Linked DNA regions of Homo sapiens: region 2 is linked to region 1. Evidence: chromatin contacts called from ENCODE Hi-C or POLR2A ChIA-PET data. All regions are on one chromosome and are shown on one strand. Each heading gives the region's core, a stretch centred on a gene start or an enhancer-like site at or near the end of the contact. The rest is flanking DNA. Distances are from core to core; before and after follow the strand shown.

Evidence for each region. Hi-C counts contacts between places; a loop is a spot of excess contacts on that map. ChIA-PET counts read pairs that join two places held with the same protein, here RNA polymerase II (POLR2A).
Region 2: a map of endothelial cell of hepatic sinusoid shows a loop between it and region 1 (5-fold over the local background). The contact joins two enhancer-like sites. A Hi-C loop is called at or near these places in 2 of 168 maps with a recorded cell type or tissue (OCI-LY7 and endothelial cell of hepatic sinusoid). POLR2A ChIA-PET finds 5 or more read pairs at or near these places in 3 of 52 experiments (B cell, WTC11 and activated B cell).

What each region holds. Positions count from the first base shown.
Region 1 is chr10:124,522,113-124,526,301 of GRCh38, reverse strand. The region is part of intron 6 of LHPP (phospholysine phosphohistidine inorganic pyrophosphate phosphatase); the gene reads right to left. Among named protein-coding and RNA genes, the nearest start is that of LHPP, 62 kb to the right of the region's middle. RefSeq lists enhancers at 2,597-2,766, 3,647-4,188. Within about 2 kb of position 2,586, at least 14 of the 41 ENCODE cell types and tissues checked have a DNase peak (open chromatin) inside an H3K27ac peak, as active enhancers do.
Region 2 is chr10:124,576,897-124,581,395 of GRCh38, reverse strand. All of the region lies in intron 6 of LHPP (phospholysine phosphohistidine inorganic pyrophosphate phosphatase), which reads right to left. Among named protein-coding and RNA genes, the nearest start is that of LHPP, 120 kb to the right of the region's middle. Within about 2 kb of position 2,177, at least 3 of the 41 ENCODE cell types and tissues checked have a DNase peak (open chromatin) inside an H3K27ac peak, as active enhancers do.

The DNA of each region.
Region 1 (4,189 bases), core at 1,337-3,836:
GTGTAAGCATGAGCACTGGCCCCGCCATGAGGCATACCTGCGTTATCCCCCTTCCAGCTCCTGGGGAACGCGCTTCAGGGAGTGTCTTGGGAGAAGAGCACGTGTGAGCACCAGGTCCAGAGCACGTGCCTTGCAACACGTGTTGAGCGGCTCTAGGGAGAAGAGAGGGCCCTGCTGACGCTCCCTCAATCCCTGTCCCACCACTCCAGCGCCTTCCAGGACCCTCGAGGGACCTGCACGTTCCCAAGAGGCAAATTCCTGGGGTTGGGAGGCTGCCTACAGGGGTCCTACCTTCTGGGCCAACCCCCAGGCCTTGTGGCCTCACTCTGCAGCCACCTCCCGGCCTCCACCTGGGACCCCCTTCCTCAGCTCAGAGCCCCCCAGCCCTCAGCCCACCGGTTTTCCCACAGGCGGCACCAAGCCCAGCAGGGGGGTTCAGGTTTTAACATCTTTCCCCTCTTGCCCTGGACATGAAGCAGCCTTGCTCAGGAACCAAGAATGCTAATGAGGGTCAGTACCAGAGAGGGTGACTGTTCCCAATCCTGTCTCCCCTGCCCCAGCAGCCAACAGAAGGCAGGAAACCCAGCAGAGGAGGAAGCTGATGCTGCCCCAACCAAAGCCATGGGGGCCACGATGGGGTGTCTGCCCCTGGAAACCCCATGTTCACCTGCTGAGCCATGTGGACCCCACCAGCCTCCTTTCACACACTCGCCTCCGCCTCGGGTCTCCTCCCCACTCTCTCAGGAGGCCCAGCGTCCGGGACTGCCACATGCTGACAATGTCCAGAAACCTCCCAGGACCGTAAACTGGGAAGAACATGGGCCTCCCTCCCAGAACAGCTCGTGATGGTCGGGGCGGGGAGCAACAGGGTCCCCCCGTGGTGGGGGCATAAACCCGTCTGGCCTCATCTGGTCAAGTTGAACATATGCTCCTCCATGACCCAGCACTGCCATCTATCAGCAGATCCGCCCCAGAAGGACTCACGCCCATGTGTCCAGGAGACAAAAACCAGAACATTCCTGGCAGCCAGTGCAGAAGGGCCAAACTGGGACCCACCCAGATGTTCCCTCTGAGGGACGGGCAGAGAGGGGTGTTGGAGCCACAGAGGACACGATGAACAAGCCACAGCTCAACGGTACAGTGTGCGATTCCACTTGGATAAAGGTCAGAGAAGGAAGAGCCAGCGCCATGTTGGAGGGAAGCCAGCCATGTGGGAGAAGAAAGCAGGCCCAGTCACCGCGGCCACTGTGCCCACGGCAAGGCGGGGCCGCCTCTGCAGGACTGGGCATGTCAATCAGGGACTAGGTCTTCTGGGGAGCTGATAGCCTCCTAATTCTTGACCTTAGAGTGTTTGCTTTGTTATTCATTATGCTGTGTATTCAAATTTTATTCACTTCACATCACAATTGTTTAATGGCATATTTTATGTTATATATATTTTACCACAATTTAAAAAAATTTCTTTTTGAGACAAGGTCTTGCTCTGTCACCCAGGCTGAAGTGCAGTGGTATGATCACAGCTCACTGCAGCCTCGTGGACCTCCTGGGTTTAAGAGATCCTCCTGCCTCAGCCTCCCGAGTAGCTGGGACCACAGGTGGGTGTCACCACACCTGGCTAATTTTGATTTTTAATAGAAATGAGGTCTCGCTATGTTGCCCAGGCTGGTCTCAAACTCCTGGGCCAATTTAATTTTTCTAAATTTTTCAAATGAAAGTATGACATAAGGCCAGACACGGTGGCTCATGCCTGTAATCCCAGCACTTTGGGAGGTCAAGGCGGGGGGATCATTTGAGGTCAGGAGTTTGAGACCAGTTTGGCCAACGTGGTGAAACCCCATCTCTACTAAAAATACATAAATTAGTTGGGCATGGTGGTGCGTGGCTATAATCCCAGCTACTTGGGAGGCTGAGGCAGGAGAATCGCTTGAACCTGGGAGGCGGAGGTTGTAGTGAGCCAAGATCATGCTACTGCACTCCAGCCTGGCTGTCAGAGTGAGACTCTGTCTCAAAAAAAAAAAAAAAAAAATGAAAACAAAAGAAAGAAAGTATGACATAAAGTAGATTAGTGATTGTCTGGGGCTGGGTGGAATGTGGGGGGTCTTTGCTAATAATAGCTAAACGATTTGAGGCTTCTTTTTGGGGTGATGAAATGTTATAAAATTGTGGTGACGACTGCACAGCTCTGTGAATGTATGAAAACCACTGAGTTATACAGCGTGGGAGTGATTTCTCAATAAAGCTGTTACCAAAAGAGACAAAAGAAAAAAGTGTACAGGCTTAAATTGGGGTGGGTCCCACTCCGTGTGACCTCAGGTGAGCTAAATGACCCCTCTGAGCCCAGAAGTGCCCACCTACACCAGAAGCCACAGCCTCTATCCCGGGCAGGACCAGAGGGCTGCTGAGAGGATGTCTGGGATTCACGGACTCATTGCACAGTGGATTTTTCCACAGGCCTGTTCCCGGTGCCCTTCCCTGCACTGCCAGGATGAGTACCCGAGGAACTTGGGGTGAGCTCCCAAGCCCAGCACTGGCCCTTTCTCTCCACCGGGGCTGGCTCGGATTGCCCTGGCTGGTCTGTTTACACAGGAGGGCAGCAGGAGGGTCCTGACTCCTGGAAGGCTGACCAGGGCCACCACAGCCTGGACCCCCCTGCTTGCTAGCCACTCACTTTGACATGTGACTGCTGAAAAATTAACACCAGTTTCACTTCCTTCCCTCACACTCCACGTAGCACAGAAGAAAAATCTGTCATGTTCCAAAGCGAATCCACAGCCTTCTCGTAACAGGAAACACTCTGAAATCCGTCACTGCGAAGTCTGGGAAGACCCAGGACAAGCTGCTGCTTTGACGGCAGCCGCTTCCAAGGTCAAAGGCCAGGCGTGGGGGCACTCTCCCTCCCGACGCAGCCAGCTCCACAGCCATGCACCCTGCAGCCCCTCGTCTTCCAGCTTTGTGCAAGGCGGCTGGAATCCTAGATCGGCTGGCCACCCCACTGGGGGGAAACCCCTTCAGCACCCAGGCCACAGCTAGAAGGGACCTTGCAGGATGTCGGGAATCACGGTCCAGGAAACTTTCCCTCTCCGAAGGGCAAACTGTTTGTCAAGAACGTTCGGGGCTTATAAAACATCTGCCAGCCTTGGGTAAACAATAAGAGAAGACCAGAGGCGAGCTCCGCATCGCGGCTTTATTTACACAGCAGCACCAGGACTAGCGCAGGGGCTTCCCAGGCAGTGGCGCCTTTGACTGGGTGGTGGCTGCAGGGTGTGGCGTGGAACAGCGAACAGAGTGATGGGGTGGTGAGAGGCCACACGGCCTGGTTTCTGGCATGTCCACAGGAACACAGGTTGGTGGGGATATAAGAGGCAGGAAGGGTCTGTGGCTCAGATGTGCCAGCGGCTCTTCCTTCTCCACTGAGGACAGAGAGGGCACCTTGGAACTGGGCAAAACGTCCCTTCCCTCTACTCATTTGTCAGAATGGGAGGGCGCAGGCTCCCAGCCCAGCCCCATCCTCCAAGGAAGATGAGGGCTGCCTTGACAGGCAGGCAAGCAGGGAGGAGCAGACAGTGCTTGGGGGGGGGCGTGGGCAGCAGTGCACTTACCCACTGGGCCTCGCATCCAAACATGGAGCCCTGGAGTGAGGCCAGGCCCTGTGACTGCTGCAAAATGTGGCCCCAAGGGCAGGACATTCTACCAGGGAAAAGTGCAGGAAAAGCACCCGCCCAGGGGACTGGGGGCGGCCAGGTTCCAGTCCAGCTTCTGTAAAACCTTGCCAGGTGGCCTTGGCCAAGGTCCTAGCTGTCCCATCTGAAAAAGCCTCTCACGGCAGGGCAGCAGCACCCTCTGGGGCTGCAGGACTCATGGCATCATGAGGATTTGCCACCCATGGCACAGGACCCCCCACGGAGGAGACACTGTTGTCCAGGGCCTGGGCAGCAGGAACGCTGTGGCTGGATGGGACCTCGAGGAGTCTGGGGGAGCAGCCATGTCCAATGCGCCAGGAGTCCTGGGAACAGGGCAGGCAGGGAACACCCAGAAGGCCTTTACCTGCCAGCCAGGTGAGGGCCGCCCCCTGGCTGGGCAGGATTTCCACAGGGAGCAGGTATGAAAAGAAAGCTTTGTGCTTCCCTGTCCAGGGCTCTTGGGCAGCCCTGTTGGGCCAAGCTCCAGACACCCCTGCCCGGGGATGATG
Region 2 (4,499 bases), core at 928-3,427, 56 kb before region 1:
AAGACCTATGTCCACACAAAAACTTGCCCATGAATCCTTATAGCAGCATTACTCACAATAGCCAAAGGCAGAAACAACCCAAATATACACTAACACAGGAATGAATAAATAACTGTGTTCTATCCATACAGTGGAGCATTATTCAGCCATAAAAAGAAATGAAGTCCTGATACATGCTACAACATGGATGAACCTTGAAAACACGCAGAGTAAAAGAAGACAGAAAAGGCCACATACTATATGACTCCATTCATAAAAAATATTTAGAACAGGGAAACCCACAAAGGCAGAAAGCAGATGAGTATTTGCTTAGGGTTACAGAGATGAGGAGGTAACTAAAGGGTACAAGGTTTATTTGGGGGTAATGAAAATAGCCGGGCATGGTGGCTTACGTCTGTAATCCCAGCACTTTGGGAGGCCAAGGCGGGTGGATCCCAAGACCCAAGATCAGGAGTTCAAAACCAGCCTGGCCAACATGGCGAAACCCCGTCTCTACTAAAAATACAAAAATTAGCTGGGTGTGGTGGCGGGTGCCTGTAATCCCAGCTACTCAGGAGGCTGAGGCAGGAGAAGTGCTTAAACCCAGGAGGCAGAGGTTGCAGTGAGCCAAGATTGTGCCATTGCACTCTAGCCTGGGTGACAACAGCAAGACTCCATCTCAAAAAAAAAAAAAAGAAAAAAAAAAAGAAAATGTTCTAAAATTGACTGATAGCGATGGTGTATGAATATAATAAAAACATTAATTATTCACTTTAGATGGGTAAATTGTATCATGTGAATTATGTCTCAATAAAGCTTTAAAGATACATTTAACAGGAACTGATAAATATGAAAAGCTGACATGACAGAGGTGGCATTATAAGTCAGTGAGAGAAAAGGTGGACTACTCAAAAGTGATAATGGAACAACTGTTATCCACATAGAAAATAAAATCAAATCCCTACCTCACACCATATACACAAGTCAAATTCAAGTAGATTTGGAACCTGAATGTGCAAAGCAAATCTTTAGAACTCCTGAAGGAGAATGTAGAATATCCTTCTTTCTAAGTATAACAAGGAGAGGGATGAATTTCTTAGACAAGATAGAAAATGCACAAACTACAACATCATGATTAATACATCTGATTATATTTTAATTTAAAACTGTGTCCCAATAAGAGGCCATAAACAAAGTGGAAAGACAAACCACAGACTGGGAGCAGATGTGTGCACCACATATAACTGACAAACGAGTGGGAGTGAAATGTATAAAGAATGGCTACAAATCAGTAACAAGCATTCCACAGTGAAGCTACAAAGGATATGAATAGGTAATTCACAAAAAGGAAGTTTCAATGGTCAAGGTCATCAAACATTTGAAGAAGTGCTCAAGCACAGTAATAATATAGAAAATGTGGATTATATTACAACAAAATACCATCATAGTCTTAAGAGAAGAAGTTTAAAAAAATCTCACAATACCAAGAACTGGCCAGGATGTGGGATAATGGGATTCTTTCCTACTGCTGGAGGGGACAGAAATGGCACGTCCACTTTGGAGTCATCAACAGCGTATATCTAATTAGTAAAACAGAACATACATGTTTGCTCCAGCGAGCTCTTCTGCATCAGAGCTTGCAAAACTTCCTGGACCACAGGAATCACTTAAGTATCTGTTAAAAGAAAGAAAAGATTCCTGGCTCCAAATATCAGACCCACCAGAGCAGACCTGGAAATATGTATATTTAACAAACTCCCCAAGGTGACCATATTACCCGGCAAGTTTGGAGAAAAATGCTCTGAAGAACACCTAGCACCATATTTGCACAAGGAGACACATCCAGAGCTGTTCACAGAAGTGTGATCTGTGATCATGAAAAAAACTGGAAACCGCCTACATGTCCATCATCAGGGGACTGGAATATAAATTGTGGGACAGCCATACATTGAAATGCTACAGCACAGTTCTGGCCTCCTTCCTGGCCAACACTGAAATGCTGATTTCCAGAGGCCGGCCAGGCCTCAGAATGAATAGGTGCTATGTAAGTTTTCCCCTGTTGGCGCCGTGTCCGCGAATATAGTTGAGGGGAAACTGGACGGCACTCAGTGCTGTGATTCTTCTGCCTTCCCCAGAGTTGACTGCCTCCCAGGCAGGACTGACTCAGACTGGCCAGCGCCCCGGTGGTGGGCTGCCTGCTCAGAGGGCGCTCAGAACGCTCGGCCCGGGAGATGTTCCTTAAAGAGGGGCTGTCCGTAAGCTCCTCTGGGGAATATGAGATACACACCCACTCTCAGCCCGTTACAACATGTATCTGCTTGCTGGTAACCGGGAAGACCTGCCTTAGAGCCACTTCGACGGGGAGACCCAGTGACTGTGCCTGGAACAGCCTCAGGGGAGTGTGCCAGCTTCAAGCAGCCAGAATTTCCCAGGCTTACACAGCGGACCCCCCCGTCCGTGCTATCCTGCCCCTGGGAATCCCTTCTGGCCCTCCAGGGAGGCCTGAGGCCTCTGAGCAGCCTAAGATGGGTGGAGCCAAAGCTAAAGCAGCACTCAGGGCTGTGAAGAGCTTTTTTCCACAGTCAGGACAAAATGTGCCAGGCACTGGCCCCATGCCCCCTAGGTGCTGGGCTGCACTGGATGGTGGGGGTGCAAGCGGGGAGGGCAGAGATGCTGCTCAGCCCCTGCTAGCTTCTGACGCGTGGCGCGGTGTAAGCCCTGCATCCAGCAACTGTGCCTATGTCCCCTCAGCTCTGTGCCACCACAGCACCTGCCACACACACAGTTACATCCTCCCTGAACCCTCTCCCTCCCACACTGGCCAAGGCAGGGTGAGATGTCACCCTCTGAGCTCCCCAACACCCTGTGCCTCCTGATCAGAGCCCGTCACACCAGTGGTAACCGTTTGCGTCCCGCCAGTCCTTCACAGCAGACGCTCCACCTCAGAGACACTCAAGAACCCCTGCTGAATAAATGAATGGATGAATGAGTGAGCAGATCGGAGAAGGACACGTGAGGGCCAGTGACACATCGGGCTCCGCAGAGGACCCCAAGCCATGCCTGTGGCCCTGTGGCTCACCTGTCAAGTGGGGACTCGCAGAGCCGCCCCTGAGGTGGTCACGGGGCGTGTGCTGAGCACAGAGCCAGCAGCCCCTGCACGGACTTGGTCTTCGTTCTACTCCCTTGCAAATGCCCTGGGAAGCAGGTCAAGGCTATCAGCAGGGAGCAACCTGTGAAGGCTTCCTGGAGGTGACAGCATGTGGTGGGGCCTAGGAAGGCAGTGGGAACTCCAAATGTGTCTATGGGAGGAAGAGCGACTCAGGTGTGTGCCTGACCACTGTCCTGGGGCTTGGTCCCAGTCAGGTTCTCGGCTGGGGCCACTCTAGCACACCTGGCATAGAGGAAGAGGTCCTTCCAGCCCTTGGAAAGCACAGTTAGAGGAAACCTGGGTGGCACTCCCAGGATGGGGCTGTGTGTGCTGCACCGAGGTGGGGACCAGTGTGGCCCCACCTCACCTCAGGTAGCTCAGAGCCTGGGGGCTGAGAGGTCACACAAGGAGCTGGAGTAGCTGAGTACAGTTGTGACGGGGCCACAAGATTCAAGTCCCAATGCTGCCAGAGTGGAGGAGGGGCAGCCCCAAGGAAGGCCTTCCCCTGGGGAGGGATAGGAAGGTGAAGGTATGTGCATATGTGTGCACACATATGCATGTGCATGCATGTGTATTTACACATGTGTGCATGTATGTGTGCACACATGTGTAGGATGGGGCAGAACTGGTCACTGCTTCACATCAGGGAAGGAGAGATGACCACAGGGTGACATTTCAAAATGAGGAAGGCAGGGCCAGGCCTCTAAGGTTACCTGGTGCTGGGTAAAGAGGGACCTGGCTGTCCACCTGCCTCAGAGCCTCAGATTCCCTGGGGAACCTGAAAGCCGGAGGTGTGTCCTCTGGAGAGTCTCAACTGACAGTTTATGCAGCTAATTAAGTTTTTTCTTTGGATCCATAAAATCTCAGGGTGGACTCATTCCAAGGGATGCCTTCCTTTAAAGAAAAGGTTAGATGGGAAAAGGCTGTATGGGTGGGCCAGGGGTGGGAGGTGACCCCTGTGCCCAGGAGGCTGGGGTGGACGCTGGGGATGGTCTAGTCTTGGGTTGGCTGGGCTTGGCTGAGCCACCCTGGCCTCGGCCATCAGACACACAGCCTGGCGGTCGGGAGCACAAGCTCAGGACCCATCAGCCTACCTGGCCCTTCTCCTGGTCCAGCACGGACCCACCTGAGCAGGCTATGGAACCTGTCTGGCCTCTGCTCTCCTAGCTCTGAAATGAGGATGACAATGGTACCTACTTTCTAGGGTCTGGAAAGACTGAGTATGCGCTCAGTAGACTCTATTATTCGGTTTCCTTATCCTCAAAATGCAAATTACAGTGCCTACTTTATTTCTGGGTCGTGGCTGTTGAGAGGGCGGAGCAATGTACCTGTGCACTCAGGATCATGGCGGGCCAAGTCCCCTTGACAGTGG